Linked DNA regions of Homo sapiens: region 2 is linked to region 1. The links are chromatin loops, found by intact Hi-C in ENCODE. Cell type or tissue: dorsolateral prefrontal cortex. All regions are shown on one strand.

What was found. Hi-C counts contacts between places; a loop is a spot of excess contacts. Peaks named below come from ENCODE experiments on the same cell type or tissue, not always from the same donor. Only the 100,000 strongest peaks of a DNase experiment are listed, where the experiment ranks them.
Region 2: it touches region 1 in a loop (1.9-fold over the local background); 2 of 110 quality-filtered maps call a loop at or near these places.

What each region holds. Positions count from the first base shown.
Region 1 is chr22:30,482,298-30,490,297 of GRCh38, reverse strand. SEC14L4 (SEC14 like lipid binding 4) reads left to right here. Exons shown (of 12, transcript NM_174977.4): 12 at 52-1,396. The coding sequence ends at 191. It overlaps LOC107985579 (a long non-coding RNA gene), which reads right to left and starts at 7,224. Exons shown (of 3, transcript XR_001755490.2): 1 at 7,043-7,224; 2 at 6,459-6,520; 3 at 3,914-4,551. In dorsolateral prefrontal cortex, CTCF peaks have their summits at 4,528 and 4,733 (motif pointing right); a DNase peak (open chromatin) is centred at 4,737.
Region 2 is chr22:30,578,777-30,586,776 of GRCh38, reverse strand. It overlaps PES1 (pescadillo ribosomal biogenesis factor 1), which reads left to right. Exons shown (of 15, transcript NM_014303.4): 5 at 2,060-2,231; 6 at 2,323-2,412; 7 at 5,133-5,249; 8 at 5,369-5,443; 9 at 5,676-5,765; 10 at 6,076-6,206; 11 at 6,599-6,724; 12 at 6,842-7,026; 13 at 7,474-7,640; 14 at 7,779-7,940. Among named protein-coding and RNA genes, the nearest start is that of GAL3ST1, 8.1 kb to the right of the region's middle. RefSeq lists an enhancer at 1-132. In dorsolateral prefrontal cortex, no CTCF peak of the experiment used is centred here; a DNase peak (open chromatin) is centred at 3,776; H3K27ac peaks cover 2,558 bases.

The sequences.
Region 1 (8,000 bases):
CCTGCAGATGTGCGGGGTTTGTGCTCCCTGATCACCTCTCCATCACTGCAGATGTCCTGCGCTTCGACAACACCTACAGCCGGATGCATGCCAAGAAGCTCAGCTACACTGTGGAGGTGCTGCTTCCCGACAAGGCCTCTGAGGAGACGCTGCAGAGTCTCAAGGCGATGAGACCCTCCCCAACACAGTGAAGACCCCAGCCACCTCTACCTGTGCACTCCAACCCCTTCACACCCACCCCTCTGACCCCTGCCTTCCCAGGCAGGGTGGTGCTGGAGGTGGCTGCAGAGAGCCACTTGTCCCACGTCACCATTTCATCTCATTGTAGGCTCACCTGGCACAGTGGCCAAGCAGGAAGGGGCCACCAGTGCATAGCCCATGCTGAAGATTCAGACAGGAACCTCTTTCCCTGTTCCCAGAGAATGCGGCTGAGAATGAGAACGCTGAAGATGATCCAGTCCACTGAGGATGGGTCCTGCTTGCAGAAGCTGCCCTTTCACCCATCTTGACAAGATCCAGCCACCCAGGACTCACCCATGCCTGGTGTTCCAGCTTCAGGGGGTGTGCGTGGTTCCTAGGTCCTGTGGACATCACAGCTTCAGGCCTGAAGAGCAGAGAAGCCCTGTTCTCTGCATGTAGGAGGTCAGCAGGGGTGGGCAGGCCCAGCTGGAGGCAGCTGGGTGAGGGTCCTGGTTCCAGCAGAGCACTGGGGCCCATCCAAGTTTGTTCTGCCACCACTGGATGGAAAATTGGAAATGGACTGGGCGTGGTGGCTCACGCCTATAATCCCAGCAGTTTGGGAGGCTGAGTTGGGCAGATCACCTGAGATCAGGAGTTCGGGACCAGCCTGGGCAACATGGTGAAACCCTGTCTCTACTAAAAATACAAAAATTAGCCGGGCATGGTGGCGTGCACCTGTAATCCCAGCTACTCAGGAGGCTGAGGCAGGAGAATCGCTTGTACCCAGGAGGCGGAGGTTGTAGTGAGCTGAGATCGTGCCACTGCACTCCAGCCTGGGCAACAGAGCCAGACTCCGTCTCTAAACAAACAAACAAACAAACAAACAAATAAAGAAAGAACATTGGACATGGAGAGGTGGGGCCTGGCATGGGTAACCATCAGAGGAAAAAGCCATGCTCAGCCTTCCAGTTGAGTGGGTAACGACTGAGTCTCCAGGGAATTCCCAGTGACCTCCCCTCCACACCTGCTGTGATCCTGCCAACATTTAGCTTTGGTTCTCTTGGCAGCTGCACCATTCATGGGTGCATATACGTAGAGTCTGAACAGGTGCTCTGCTGCTAGAAACAGCAAACCATCTAGATTAAACTCCTAAAGCCAGTGCCACGAGGCATTCCTGTTCCAACTGGGTGTTTGAGCAGATTGGCAAAAAAAAAAAAAAAAAAAAAAATGGCTGCGCTGGCTCCAAGGAGATGGCCTGGGCTGTCGGGCAAGAGTCACAGGACATCCCCATGTCCAGGGGCTGCCTCTGCATCGGAGATGTGACAGGCATCCCCACTACCCTGTTGCACTGCATGGCCACGCTGTCTGCTGCTTTCCCAGATGCAGTGATATTTGGAGTGCCCAGAGGCACTTGGGCTTCCATGGCAGGCTGTGGCCAACTGGAGCCGGGAGGACCTGTGCTAAATTTCACAAGGCCCACCGGTTGTCATGATGGGGGATTGTAATGCCTCACTTCAGCTTTGACATCCTCTGCCTTGATGTCCTCTGCCTAAAAACCAGGGGTTCCTAGACTTGAACTCTGATTCTTGCCCATGTAACTACAGCCGATTTTCCATCAGCACAGCCTTGTCTGGTTTCCTTGCAGGCAGCAAGGATTGCTCTGCCCCATGCACAAGTGTTTCCTGAGACTCTGATCACAGGGCCGTGATCACAAATACGGGCTGGCTGCGGGGGTGGCAAACAAAAATGGGGTCAGGTGCAGGCACTAGTGACTGAATTGCAGTGAGCAGTGATCGCCTGCAGAGGTGAGAGCAGAATCTCCTACCAATTCAGGAGGGGAGGGGCACACTGGGAGCTCAGCAGGGAGCAGGGGCACATGTCCTCAGCAACCCATTTCCAATTATTTTTTTTCTTTTCTTTTCTGAGATAGAGTCTCTGTTGCCTAGACTGGAGTACAGTGGCGCGATCTCAGCTCACTACAACATTCACCTCCCAGGTTCAAGCGATTCTCCCACCTCAGCCTCCCGAGTAGCTGGGACTACAGACATGCACCACCACACCTGGCTGATTTTTGTATTTTTAGTAGAGATGGGGTTTCACCATGTTGGCCAGGCTGATCTCAAACCCCTGACCTCAAGTGATCTGCCTGGCTCAGCCTCCCAAAGTGCTGGGATTACAGGTATGAGCCACCATGCCTGGCCTCCATGTCTAATTTTTAACACTGTCACTTTTTTACAAAACTGAAAAAAAAAAGTCACCCAGAGAGGGGCAGTGGCTTGCCCAAAGTTTGTTTCTTCATTTATTCACTCATTGATATTAATTTAATTTAATTTAATTTTTTAAAAGTAGAGACAGGCCGGGCGCGGTGGCTCACGCCTGTAATCCCAGCACTTTGGGAGGCCGAGGCGGGCAGATCACGAGATCAGGAGATGGAGACCATCCTGGCTAACACGGTGAAACCCTGTCTCTACTAAAAATACAAAAAATTAGCTGGGCGTGATGGCGGGCACCTGTAGTCCCAGCTACTCGAGGGGCTGAGGCAGGAGAATGACGTGAATCTGGAGGCGGAGCTTGCAGTGAGGCGAGATCACGCCACTGCACTCCAGCCTGGGCGACAGAGCGAGATTCCGTCTCAAAAAAAAAAAGAAAAAAAAGTAGAGACAGGGGTCTTGCTATGTTGCCCAGGCTGGTCTTGAACTTCTAGGCTCAAGCCATCCTCCCTGCCTCAGCTTCCCAAAGTGCTGAGGTCACAGGTGTGAGCCACTGAGCCCGGCCTGATTTTGGGTGTTTATTGAGTATCTGCCCAGCACCAGGCATGGCAGACTCTGGGGACACCGAGGACCCTGGGCTGACCCAACTGTATTAACCGGAGGTTTGCGCTCATGGAGGGAGGGAGGTGGAAGTGACACCAGTGATCAGTTATCAAGTGGGTGCATTGTCACCATGCATGCTTGGTTGGGGGCAGGAGCCAAACTCTGGGGGAGCACCCAGCCAAGAAACCTGACAAGGGGTCACGTATGCTTTGTCCAAGGAGGAGGTGACCCTGAAGGGAGAGCTGTCGGATGTGCGGGATGATGGCAGGCGAGCCTTCCAGACAGGAATGGGGGGTGGGCGGTCAGTGGGGCAGGGGTGTCAGAGGCCAAAGGAAAGCTGGAAGGGCTCTCCCAGCCTGGGGCAACGCTGGTAACAACTCACTGGTATTTCCTATTTCTTCATGGATAACTGTGTACACATTAAATAGTTATTAATAATTAATAAAACCATTTTATAATGCCGGTTACAAAACAGCCGTGTAGTTTGTCAGGAAAGAATGGCAAAATCTTGGCAGGAGGCCACAGATCAAAACTCTTGCTCAAAATGAGGCAATTGGAAATACCCAGGCCTCACCTGTCCAGATAATGGAGGTGGGACCTGCTCTCCCTAGCCCATCTCCTCCCTGGAAGTCCCCACAGTCTTTGGGGAGAAGCAGGTGAGGAGGGCAGCAGGTCAAGGACCCATGGGCGTGTTTTCCTTTTTTTTTTTTTTTTTTTTTGAGATAGGGTCTTACTCTGTTTCTCAGGCTGGAGTGCAGTGGCCCAGTCATAGATCACTGCAGCCTTGAACTCCGGCAAAAACCATCCTTTTGCCTCAGCATCCTGAGTAGCTGGGACCACAGGTGTGCACCACTGCACCTGGCTAATTTTTTTTTTTTGGAAATGGGGTCTCACTATGTTGCCCAGACTGGTCTCGAACTCCTGGCCTGAAGTGGTCCTCCCACCTTGGCCTCCCAAAGTGTTGGAATTACAGGCGTGAGCCACCACCCCAGGCCCCAGGGTTGCGGGTGTTTCAATGGCTGTTGGAGAGGCTCACCTGCCCCAGCCCACCTCACTGCCCAAGGAGCCCAAGCTAGGGAGGACACCACTGTAAGAAAGTCTAGGCAGGTGCTCAGAGTAGGTCTTCACCAGAGCTTCATGGCACAGCACTCCACAGTTTGCACAGCCGCTTCACATTAAGTCCTGAAGCAGACAGAGATTATAGCCCCATTTTACAGGCCAGGAAACCGAAGCTCAGCAGGGGGCAGTGCCTTGGCCAAAGCCTCTGTGTCCAGTGAACCAGTACCCAGGTCAGCTGCCGCTGGTGCCCCCAGCCTGCAGTAGGGGAGACGAGGGTTGATGGCGTGTGGGCCCCTGCAGGGAAGGCCAGTGTGGGGCAGGGGGCCACACAGTGGGACAAAGTGAGGTGCTGGGTTCCTGGGGTGGAGGGAAGGCCCAGGATTGGGAGAAAGCTGCTCAGACGTTTGTGCATCTCGGTGGGAAGTGATGGTGCCAGCTCCATGCCCAAATACCGACTGTGAGCCAGGCCCAAGCTGAGGCAGGAAGCACCATCCGCAGCCTACAGATGAGGAAAGTGAGGCTCAGGGCAGGAAGTGAATTATCACATCACACAACACAAAGCGGGAGAGGTAAGCCGTGAATCTGTGTCCATCTACCAGACCGCACACTTGGTGTGCGGGTAGGGAGGAGGCCCGGCCCAAACTGAGCGATGCTCAGGGGACTTCTGCTTTTAACCACCAGGGGGCAGTGTTGGGCCAGCCGCACCCCTGTCCACCAGGAGCGTGAACTGGGGTGGCCCTTAGCATGGGCTCATTGGAAGGTTACTTTCCAGGCCGGTTGAAGCCAAGTTCACCAGGCCCAGGCTGTTCGTGGGGCCACCTGGAGTGGCGGAAAAAGGCAGCCTGACCTCGTTTTAGATCCTGGGTCTGTCACTTGCAGGCTCCGTTTCTTTTTCTTTTTCTTTTTTTTTTGAGACAGGGTGTCACTCTGTTGCCCAGGCTGGAGTGCAGTGGTACAATCATCACTGTAGCCTCGACCTCCTGGGCTCGGGTGATCCTTCCACCTCACCTCCTGAGTAGCAGGGACTACAGGTGTGCACCACCATGTTTAGCTAATTTTTTATTTTTTGTAGAGATAGGGTTTTGTTATGAAGCCCAGGCTGGTCTTGAACTCCTGGACTCAAGCAATCCTCCCACTTTGGCCTCCCAGAGTGCTGGGGTTACAGGTGTGAGCCACCGTACCCTCTCTGTGCCCATTTCTACCCACTCCTGTCCAGATTCCGCAGGGCAGCCAGAATAAAATCTTTCTGAAATGCAAATCTGATCACATCATTCTCTGCATAAGCCCTTCTCTAGTGCCCCACGTACCCCTGGGTAAAATCAGCCTCAGTGGTAGCTTGCAAGGCCCTCTGCAACCTGGCCACTGCACCCCAGTTCCAGACACATCCCATGACTTAAATTCACCAATTCATCAAGCTCTTTCCTGCCCCTCTGCCTTTGCTCATGCTGTACCTTCAGCCTAGGACTCCCTCTCCAACCTTGTTAAATGCACGCTCAAGGGCACTGGAACCCTGTCTTGAAAGGCCTTCCCTAGGCCACACCGCCACCCAGGCCCTATCAGTTAGGGTCCCTTCCCCACACCCCAGCTGCACTTCCCAGAGGTTCCAAAAAAAAACCAGATACCATTTACTAAGCACCTGCATAAGCTTGTGGCTCTATCTATGCCACTTTGTTTAATCTTCATGGCAGCCTTATAAAATAAACATAGACCAGGTGCGGTGGCTCACACCAGTAATCCCAGCACTTTGGGAGGCCGAGGCGGGCGGATCATGAGGTCAGGAGATCGAGACCATCCTAGCCAACATGGTGAAACCCCGCCACTACTAAAAATACAAAAATTAGCTGGGCATAGTGGCACACACCTGTAATCCCAGCTACTCGGGAGGTTGAGGCAGGAGAATTGCTTGAACCGGGGAGGTGGAGGTTGCAGTGATCCGAGATCGCGCCACTGCACTCCAGCCTGGTGACAGAGTGAGACTCTGTCTTAAAATAAAATAAAATAAAATAATAAAATAAACATAATTATTCCTGTTTTACAGGAGAGGAAAGTAAGGCTCAGAAACAGACATTTGCTCAGTGGTGGCACCAGGGTTGGAACTCAGGATGTCTGACTCCAGAGACTCCATGTGCCTTCCTGGACCATTTACCACCAGAGCCATGTGCTTCCCTGGACCGTCCACACCCAGGTTGGGTCATGCCAAGAGCACCGCCAAAGGGCAGAGTCTGGCAGCATGACCCACTACTTCAGAGAGACCCAAGAAGAGGGTAGAGCAGGGTAGCCACAGAACAGGGGAGAAGCAACAGGAAAGAATGGGCTCGCCTAGCTGTGTCCTAGTCTTGGAGCTGAAAGCAGGCTGGGTGACTAGCCTCGTAATAGCGGTAAAGGCCTACACTGTTGATCACTTACCATGTGCTAGGCAGTAGGTGAGGTAGCTTATTGGTCTCTTCTACACTGGTCATCTCAGTACCCTGTAAGAAGGAGATGTTACCAGCTTCAATTTCCTTGTGAGACTCAAGATCACACAACACATTAGAGGTGAAGTTAAGATTCAAATCCAGATAGCCAGGCCCATGTTTCAGCAGCATCCATTTCTGAACTATTTGTGGATTATTTGCCCAGGGTTGGGAGAGGAATGACAACTGCTTGGGCTCTTTTGTTGGTGATCACCCTCAGACCCAGGTCCTCTCCCCAGTAGCCTTAGGCACTACAGGCTTTCCACAAATGCCAATGAAAACAGAGACCAGTTTGGCATGAAGAATTTGGGACACTTGATGCCCTTTGGGTAACCCCAGGCATTGTGGGAAGAGATGTGCCAGCTCCAACCCTAGACAACATACAAATTAAGGCCTCTTTCACTTTATAGAATCATTCACTGTCCTCCCCCATGTTCCTGTAACCATAGCAACCCATTCCTGTAATAAATAGCAAGGGTGTTGTATGAAAGAGGAAAGGGAAATCCTTATGAACTTGACCAGGATTTGTGTTCCCACCTCAGAGGTCTTTGGAGTCTTCTCCAGAGTGTCTTGACTTCTTGGTGGCCATTGGTATTGCGTAGTACAGACAGCAGCAGCAGCAGTATCATCAACATCGTCATCATGATCATACTTAATTTTAATTTCTGAGAGAAGAAGGGAGATGAAACTAAGCAATAAAGAATCTGTATCAAGGCCAGGCACAGTGGCTCATGCCTGTAATCCTAGCACTTTGGGAGGCCGAGGCAGGCAGATTGCTTGAGCTCAGGAGTTTGAGACCATCCTGGGCAACCTGGTGATACCATGCACCACCATGCCCAGCTAATTTATTTTTGTATTTTTAGTAGAGACGAGGTTTCACCATGTTGGTCCGGCTAGTCTCGAACTCTTGACCTCAAGTGATCAACCCACCTCGGCCTCCCAAAGTGCTGGGATTACAGGTGTGAGCCACCGTGCCTGGTCCAATAGATAGACATTTTTAAAGTTTGACTAGACATTTCTCCATAGACAATATACAAATGGCCAATAAGCACATGAAAAGATGCTCAATTGCATAGTTGTTGGAGAAATGCAATTCAAAACCACAATGAGATACCACTTGACAGCCACTACAATGGCTATGATAAAAAAAAAAAAAGCAAATGGAAAATAACAAAAGATGTGAACGATGTTGGCAAGGATGTGAAGAAATTGCGGCCCTCATACACTGCTAGTGGGAATGTAAAATAGTGTAGCCACATTGGAAAATAGAAAGGCAGTTCCTCAAAGGTTAAATATAGAATCACTATACAAGCCAGCAATTCCACTCCTAAGGTTATACCCAAAAGAAGTGAAAACCTATGTTCCCACAAAAACTGATACAAAACATAGTCATACCAACATTATTCATAATAGCCAAAAAAGCGGAAATAACCCAAATGTCCATCAACTGATGAACAGATAAACAAAACGTGGTCTATCCATAGAATAGAAGATT
Region 2 (8,000 bases), 96 kb before region 1:
GGTTTCCCCATGTTGGCCAGGCTGACCTCACGTGATCTACCCACCTCGGCCTCTCAAAGTGCTGGGATTACAGGTGTGAGTCACCGCACTCAGCCTAAATCAGCAATTCTTAATCAGGGGTGATCTTGCTTTTCCAGTGGACATTTGGCAATGTCTGGAGACTCTTTTTGGTTCTCACGACTTGGATGGACGTGCTATTGGTGTTGAGTGGAGAGAGGCCAGTGATGCTGCTAAATACGCTATAGTAGTCCCCCACAACATAGAATAGTCTGACCCGGAATGTCAGTAGTGGTAAAGTTCAGAACCCCTGGACTGGTAAATGTCTGTCATCTTTGGAGGCTGATGGCCCAGGAACACTGAGCTCTAGGATGGCTCGGGTTGGCTTCATCCAACCTGGCTGTGGGCTGTCACAGGAAGTGCCCTGGCCTAGGAGCTAGACAGCTGGTGTTCGCATCCCAGCTGTGTGGCACATGAGCTGGGTGGCCAGAGGGTATTTCCTAGCCCGAGCAGGTCCCCATCTTCAGAAGAGATGATGGTAGTTCCTGTCCTGCCTGTGGCACACAGTGTTAGGTGAAATAAATGAAAAAAAGCCACACACGAAAAGCAAGTGCCTGGATTCATACACACACCAAGTGTGGTGATGTGGTTGTGGTGATCTCATACTACACCATCCCCAGCTCCTTAGCTAGAGCCAGAGCTTAAGAAAGAAAAGCAGTTGGCCCAGAAATGCTGGTGCTGTTTCTACAGAAAGCCTGGGTTCTTGGTTTTGTCTGTGAGGTGGAGAGTGAGGAAACTACAAGGCACCAGAGGGGGCCAGTTGAGGCCGCCACCTCTGCACCAAGAAACCAGACAGCTGTTCTGCTGCCTCATCAGAGGTCTCTGCAGGCCTTTCTTGCATCTTGGCATGGGTTTGAAGACCTGGCAGACTTCTGACTCGCAGCAGTGAGTGATGCTATCTGGGGCTGGAAGGACCTTGGCAATGTCTGGTCTCATGGATTTTGGAGTCTTTTTTGAAATAGCAGAACCCATTCTTTTTTTTTTTTTTAACCCCTGCCCCCACTCCCCCCAACCCCTGACCAGAACCCATTCTTCAAAAGGAAGCTTCTTCTCCTTGAAGACTGGGCATTTGGAAAAAAGAAAATAGAAAAAGTAACAAAAATGATTTTTGAAAAGGTAGCTTCCTGGAAGGCAGTTTGGATGCCAGCGTCTCTGGCAGCTGCTGTGGCTGCGGGAGAGAGGCTTGAAGCTCTGTCTGTCCGCTTGGGCTCAAGGTGTTTCTAGGGAGCTGCAAGAGCCCAGTTGTAAATGAAGAGTCTGGGTCACAGCTCAGACCGGGACTGGAATCCAGGTGTCGTTACTTGTGGTTCCGTGTCTTCTCTGTGACCCATGCCTCTGTCCCTCAACAGGGCAGCCACACAGTGCCCAGGGTGGCTCATCCTTGTTGGCTTCGTCATTTACCAGAGGATTCCCCGAAACACATTCTGCTCTGGCTCTTCCTGGACCCAATTCCCTGGGTCTCATTGGTTCTGCCAACTAGACATGTCCAAGGGATGAGAGGCATGGAAGACATAACCTACGCTGGCGACCGGTGGCCAGGCCCAGTCATAAGTGCTGCTGAGGGGAAGCAGCCCCCACCCCGCTCCCTGCTCCACCAGGGCAGCTTCGGTTTCCCATTTTCCATTTTGGACCTCCCTGTAGAGTGTCTGTGCACTAAAGTTTCCACCTTCAAAGAGAGTCATAGAGCCCCTGACTCCGTCTACCGTCGTGCACCACAAAATCCGCACGTGGGTCAAGGCTGGGTCTTTGGTGAGCATTCGGTGTCTTGAGGACCCCCATCGGGACTTCTCTGGTCCTCAGAGCCTAGTGGGCGCATCCTGGTTAAGTGGTTCCTCCTAGGGGCTGTGGTCAGCTGTGGGGAAGCTGCTCCTGCCAGGTCAGGAGGTGGCAGTGGTGAGGCCTGGCTTGAGGAACGGGGCATCTGGGGTGGGATAAGGAGATCAGGGTCCCCCTTGGCACCCACGCTGAACAGGCCCCATGTGCTGCCTCACTGGCCATGCAGGTATCCCACGTTCATCGATGCCCTGCGGGACCTGGACGATGCCCTCTCCATGTGCTTCCTGTTTTCCACCTTCCCGCGGACTGGCAAGTGCCACGTGCAGACCATTCAGCTGTGCCGCCGGCTCACTGTGGAGTTCATGCACTACATTATCGCTGCCCGTGCCCTGCGCAAGGTGAGCCTGGGACTGCCCGGCTGGCATCCCACCCTGCCCCCTCTCCTGCCACCCCATGGTCTTCACCCAGATGTCTCCTCCTCTCCCCTAGGTCTTCCTGTCCATCAAAGGCATTTACTACCAGGCCGAGGTACTGGGGCAGCCCATCGTGTGGATCACTCCCTATGCCTTCTCCCATGACGTGAGTGTGCCTGTCGGGAGGGGACGGGCTTGTGCTGCCTCCTAGACAGATATGGATGTGGAGGAAGGGGGATTTTGCTGTCCATGGAGTTTAGCAAGTGCTGGGTTCCCAACTGTTGATGAGGGGTGAGGCGCGGCAGAATGTGCCACACAGCATCCTCATTAAGAGCGGGAGCCTAAGCTAGCCCTATGGCAGCACCTGCCAGCTGCGTGCCCTTGGACGTGTTCCTTTCACCTCTCTGTGCCTCAGTTAACAGTGTCTACACCCTTAACAGTGCCTGGTGCTTGGCCTTTTAGGGCCGAATAAACAGTGAGAACAGCTATCAGGGCCATACCCAGCCTGCATGCCCAGCACCATGTGGTGCCACCACGGGGACAGTGGCAGAGCCCTGCCCTCGAACCTACTGGGCTCCTCGTCCCTGCTTTGCTGCCGATAGCTGCCAGACCTTGGCCAAGTGGCCTTGCCTCCCTTCTCTGCTTCCCCCTTCCTGCCTCTCTGCCCCACAGGACTCGGGGACTGGGAGAGAAGGGGAACGGTGAGCACAGGAGAAGCACTTAGCATGTGGCACTGTTTCCTACATATATTGTTTTCTTTTTCTTTTAAAATAGAGATAGGGTCTCACTATATTACCCAGACTGGTCTGGAACTCCTGAGCTCAAGCAGTCCTCCAATCTCAGCCTCCCAAAGTGCTAGGATTATAGGCGTGAGCCACAGAGCCCAGCCTTTTTCTTTATCTCTTTGAAATCCTGGGAATTGTTGGCAGGGATCCACTGAGAGAAACCCTGGTTTTGCCCTCTCATGGAGCTTCTAGTGCCCCGCAGGTGGGCCAGGCTCTCCTGCCTCCCTGTGCTGGTGGCCTGCATTTAGCCCACCTTGCTTGATCATTGAGTGGGAACTGGTGCCTTCAGCGGAGAGCAGCCGCTGCCGGTCCAGTTAGCACAGTGGCTCTGCTGCCCAGATTATCAGGGGCTCCAGGGGGAGCTGGGACTCTAGGTGCCCTGGGCTGTTACTTATGATCCCTTGTGGGTGGGGTTGCAAGGACTGGAACCTACCCTGACTGGCTGTCTGGTGGTGAGGCTGTGGCCTGTTTGCGAGTGAGAGGCGGGCTTGGCCCTCAGCAGTCCCTGTTCCCTCTCCCCCTGGGGCACGTGTGGGTGGCCCTTCCTTCTTCCCTTCCCCAGCCCTCCTCTCCTCCTCCTTCCTTCCTGCCTTCCTCTTGGTCCTTCCTTCTCTCTGATGTCCTGCCCCCATGCTGCTCAGACTGGTCTTTGTGTGTCCTCCCTGGTGGTGAATAGGGCCCTGTGGTGGGCCGGCCTCCACACAGCTGGCCCTGGGGGAAGGGAGCCAGCCACGCATTCCCCTTTCCTCCTTGGCCAGTTCACTGCCGTTGCTTCCTCTCAGCGGATGGGGAGGACTGGCACTAGGTCGTAGCGGAGCCCAGTTGTGCCCCTCCTGTGAGCAGCCAGGGTTGGGTTCATAGCTGTGGAACTCAGGCTGGTTGTAGGGGCGGGGTCTCCCTGCTCAGTGCTGGGCTGTGGGAAATGGGGTTGGTCCCCAGATGTGCCTGTCAGGGGCCCTCACAGATTCTCATGGAAGGATGGCGGTGTGAGTGAGGGAACAGGCAGGGCTTCTCTTGGCCCTATGTGCTCTCACAGCACAGGTCACTGTCTGGCAGCAGAATAGCGGAACAGCTAAGAGTCATGGGCACACCCGGCACCCATGGTGATCACTACTGATTTTCACGTTGCTCGGAACATCCTGCCGCGTCCTGGGGGCCAAATGGGCTGGCTCGGCCTCCATGGTTTTAGGGGGCAGAACTGCTCAAGAGTTGTGATTCTGTCTGGGCCTCAGTTCTTTGCCCTGTTTTGCCCTATTAACTGCTCCAGGGCAAAGATGAGCCTTCTGTGTCCCCTGCTGCTGGGATGACAGCTCTGTGCCTTTTCCCTGAGCAAAAAGTAGTTTTGTCTGCTGGCCATTTCCCAAGAGCTCCCTGGGGGCTGAGCCAGGCCAGCTGCCAGCCTACCCTGGCCCCTCGGGTCATGCCTCTGGACCTGGCTTGGGCCCAAGGAGGGAGTCACTCAATTCTGAGTGTCCATCCCAAGGTTCAGAGGTGGGACTCAGTGGGCGGCCTGAGCCCCATGCTTCCCCCGCCCCCGCTGGGCCTGGCCTTCCCAAGGCACCTTAGTCAGCCAAGGTTTTGCCAGCCCCTCTGGGCTAGAGACAGCGCTGGGAGCACCACCCTCTGGTGCTCACACGCTAGCCCAGCAGCAGACATGCAGCAAAGATTGTAGACTAGGTGATGTAGAAGGCAGGAGCTCTGGCCAGGTCGGAAAGTGGTCTGTCCGAGTCTGAGCTAGACCTGAAGGAAGTGGGAGAGCCGGAGCAGGGAGGGGAGGGCCAGCCAGTCTTCGGAGCAGCAGGGACCAGGGTCCCTTTTCTCACTCTTTTATGGGGGTCTGGCACTGACTTCCAGGATGCGTCTAACCCTTGGGACCCCTATCCAGAGCCTCACTTGTGGCTGGGAACACTTGTGGCCGGAACGCCCCTGGTGGGAAGATCCATGCCACCCCTTCCCTAGGGCAGCGCCTTAAGGGCAGAGCCTTCTTGAGGAGCTTGGGGTCTTTGGGTAGGTCAGACACCCTCCACTCTGTGGGTTGTCTGTCCCTCCTTTGCCCCCATCCCTGCACCCACACTGCTCATGCATCTCTTGTGTTCCCCAGCACCCGACAGACGTGGACTACAGGGTCATGGCCACCTTCACCGAGTTCTACACCACGCTGCTGGGCTTTGTCAACTTCCGCCTTTACCAGTTGCTCAACCTCCACTATCCCCCGAAGGTAGGACCCCAGCCCAGTGCCTTCTGCTCGCCGTGCAGGGGCCACAGCCCTTCTCTGTCCACACAGAGGCGAGGGGCTGTGGCTGTCCTCTGCCTCCTGACCTTCCCTTTGCCTACTAGCTCGAGGGTCAGGCCCAAGCAGAGGCAAAGGCCGGTGAGGGCACCTACGCGTTGGACTCCGAGAGTTGTATGGAGGTGAGAGGCTCCAGGAGCATCATCCGGCATCTCCCAAGGGAGTGGTCTCTGTCCCCAACACCTCTGGGGGTCTGGTTCAGAGTGGGGGTGGTTATGGCTAGGTGGGTGGTCTCAGCCTGCCCTTGGAACCCACACCTGCTGATGCCCAGGACTGTCACTGCTGCCCCTCCCCACCCTGGCCACATGCCCGCATGAGGTCCCCCACTGCAAGCAGCCCCCTTCTCTCCTGTAGAAACTGGCAGCCCTCAGTGCCAGCCTGGCCCGCGTGGTGGTGCCTGCCACAGAGGAGGAGGCCGAGGTGGATGAGTTTCCCACCGATGGGGTGAGCACTGCACTGCCTTCTGGCAGGAGGGCTGGGAGGGGTCGTGTGGGGGGTTTCCCAGCTTAGGGACATTTGCATCCTATAATTAGGTGTTATTTGATGGTCAAAGCAACTGAGCAGAAGAATGGGCTGAATTGTCATCAGAGTTTACATAGGAGGCAACAGAGCTCAGGAGTGGGGCCTTGGAGTTTCCTTTGAAGGCAGGATCCAGGATCTAGAAGGAAGCTGGAGTGGACGTTATCTCCAGCCCTGGCCCTCCAGTGGGGGTGGGCAGCCCTGGTGGTGCGAGGCCTGGCCCCTTTCTCAACAGGAGATGTCAGCGCAGGAGGAAGACCGCAGGAAGGAGCTGGAGGCGCAGGAGAAGCACAAGAAGCTTTTTGAGGGCCTGAAGTTCTTCCTGAACCGAGAGGTGCCCCGTGAGGCCCTGGCCTTCATCATCAGGTAGGGAGGCTCAAGGGCCCGCTGACAGCATTGGTTCGGCCATGCTCTGGTCTGGGTCCTGCCCTGGTGCCCATCGGTAACATTGGGATGGTGTCAGTTTCCACTTCTTATGAAACAGTGTGTGGAAAGTGCTCGGCACCGCACTGAGCACATAGGAAGTGCTCAGCAGAGGGCGGAACTGCCGTCATTTTATTACTAGCTTAGCACAGAAGGATGGGCAGTGGGCAGATCTCTGCTGAGCCAGGATTGAAGGATCCTGGGGTGAGGAGGGGGTAATTGTGTCCTAAGAGGGTGAGTTTATGGGCTGGGTGGCCAGCAGGTCCCAGGGAGCTGAGTCTCAGGACAGGCAGCTCATGTCTGTGTACCCGTGTGGGCTCTCCCTGTCCCTGTAGGAGTTTTGGTGGGGAAGTGTCCTGGGACAAATCTTTGTGCATTGGGGCCACCTATGACGTCACAGACTCCCGCATCACCCATCAGATTGTCGACCGGCCTGGGCAGCAGACCTCAGTCATTGGCAGGTAGGCCCTCAAGGGTCCTCGTCCGGATTTCTGGGTATCCTGTCTCAAAGGCCCTGCGATGCAGCAGGACCCTGAGTTGCCCTCTGTGACTCGTTTTTGCCTGCCACTCTGCGCCAGGTGCTACGTGCAGCCCCAGTGGGTGTTTGACTCAGTGAACGCCAGGCTCCTTCTCCCCGTGGCAGAGTACTTCTCTGGGGTGCAGCTGCCCCCACACCTTTCACCCTTTGTGACCGAGAAGGAAGGAGATTACGTTCCACCTGAGAAGCTGAAGCTGCTGGCTCTGCAGCGGGGAGAGGACCCAGGTGAGCGGGATGGGACTGGGCTGGCCTTGACCCCTGGGCCCACGCTGGCTGTTTCCCTTAGCTGCCAAGGTGGAAAGCTCCAGGGAACAGGCAGTAGGAGCAGAAAGCCCTTTGAAGTCACCTGTAGAATAAGGCTTAGGAGAAGGGACATCTACCTCCTGGGGTCAGGTGTTATTTGACGTTCAGGATGACTGAGCAGAAGAACATGCTGCATTGTCATCAGAGTTTACATTGGAGGCGACAGAGCTCAGGACTGGGGGTCTTGGAATTTCCTCTGATGGCAGCTGGGCTGTGGGGAGGTGCAAGAGAGGGCCACAATTGGGACATCCCTGAACTGCCCATGGCTAAAGACGGCAGGGTCAGAGAGGATGGGGCCTGGGCCTGTTGTCACCCTGCCAGAGAGACAGTAGATTCCCAGGGCATTCAGAGGACATTGGCTTTCTCTAGGAAACCTGAATGAGTCAGAAGAGGAGGAGGAAGAGGACGACAACAACGAAGGTGATGGTGATGAAGAGGGAGAAAATGAGGAGGAGGAGGAAGATGCAGAGGCTGGTTCAGAAAAGGAGGAAGAGGCCCGGCTGGCAGCCCTGGAAGAGCAGAGGATGGAGGGGAAGGTAGGGGGAGCTGCAATGCGGGGCTTGGCCTGGGAAGCAGCCCTGCTTGGTGCCTGCTCTGGCCTAGAAGGTCAGGAGCCAGAGGACTGTGGAGGTCGGGAGAACCTGCCCCCATAAGCACCCTCCTTGTGTCCCCAGAAGCCCAGGGTGATGGCAGGCACCTTGAAGCTGGAGGATAAGCAGCGGCTGGCCCAGGAGGAGGAGAGTGAGGCCAAGCGCCTGGCCATTATGATGATGAAGAAGCGGGAGAAGTACCTGTACCAGAAGATCATGTTTGGCAAGAGGCGAAAAATCCGAGAGGTGAGTTCTTGCCACCCACTTGAGATCCAGGTGTGGCCACCAGACCCAACTGCACAGGTG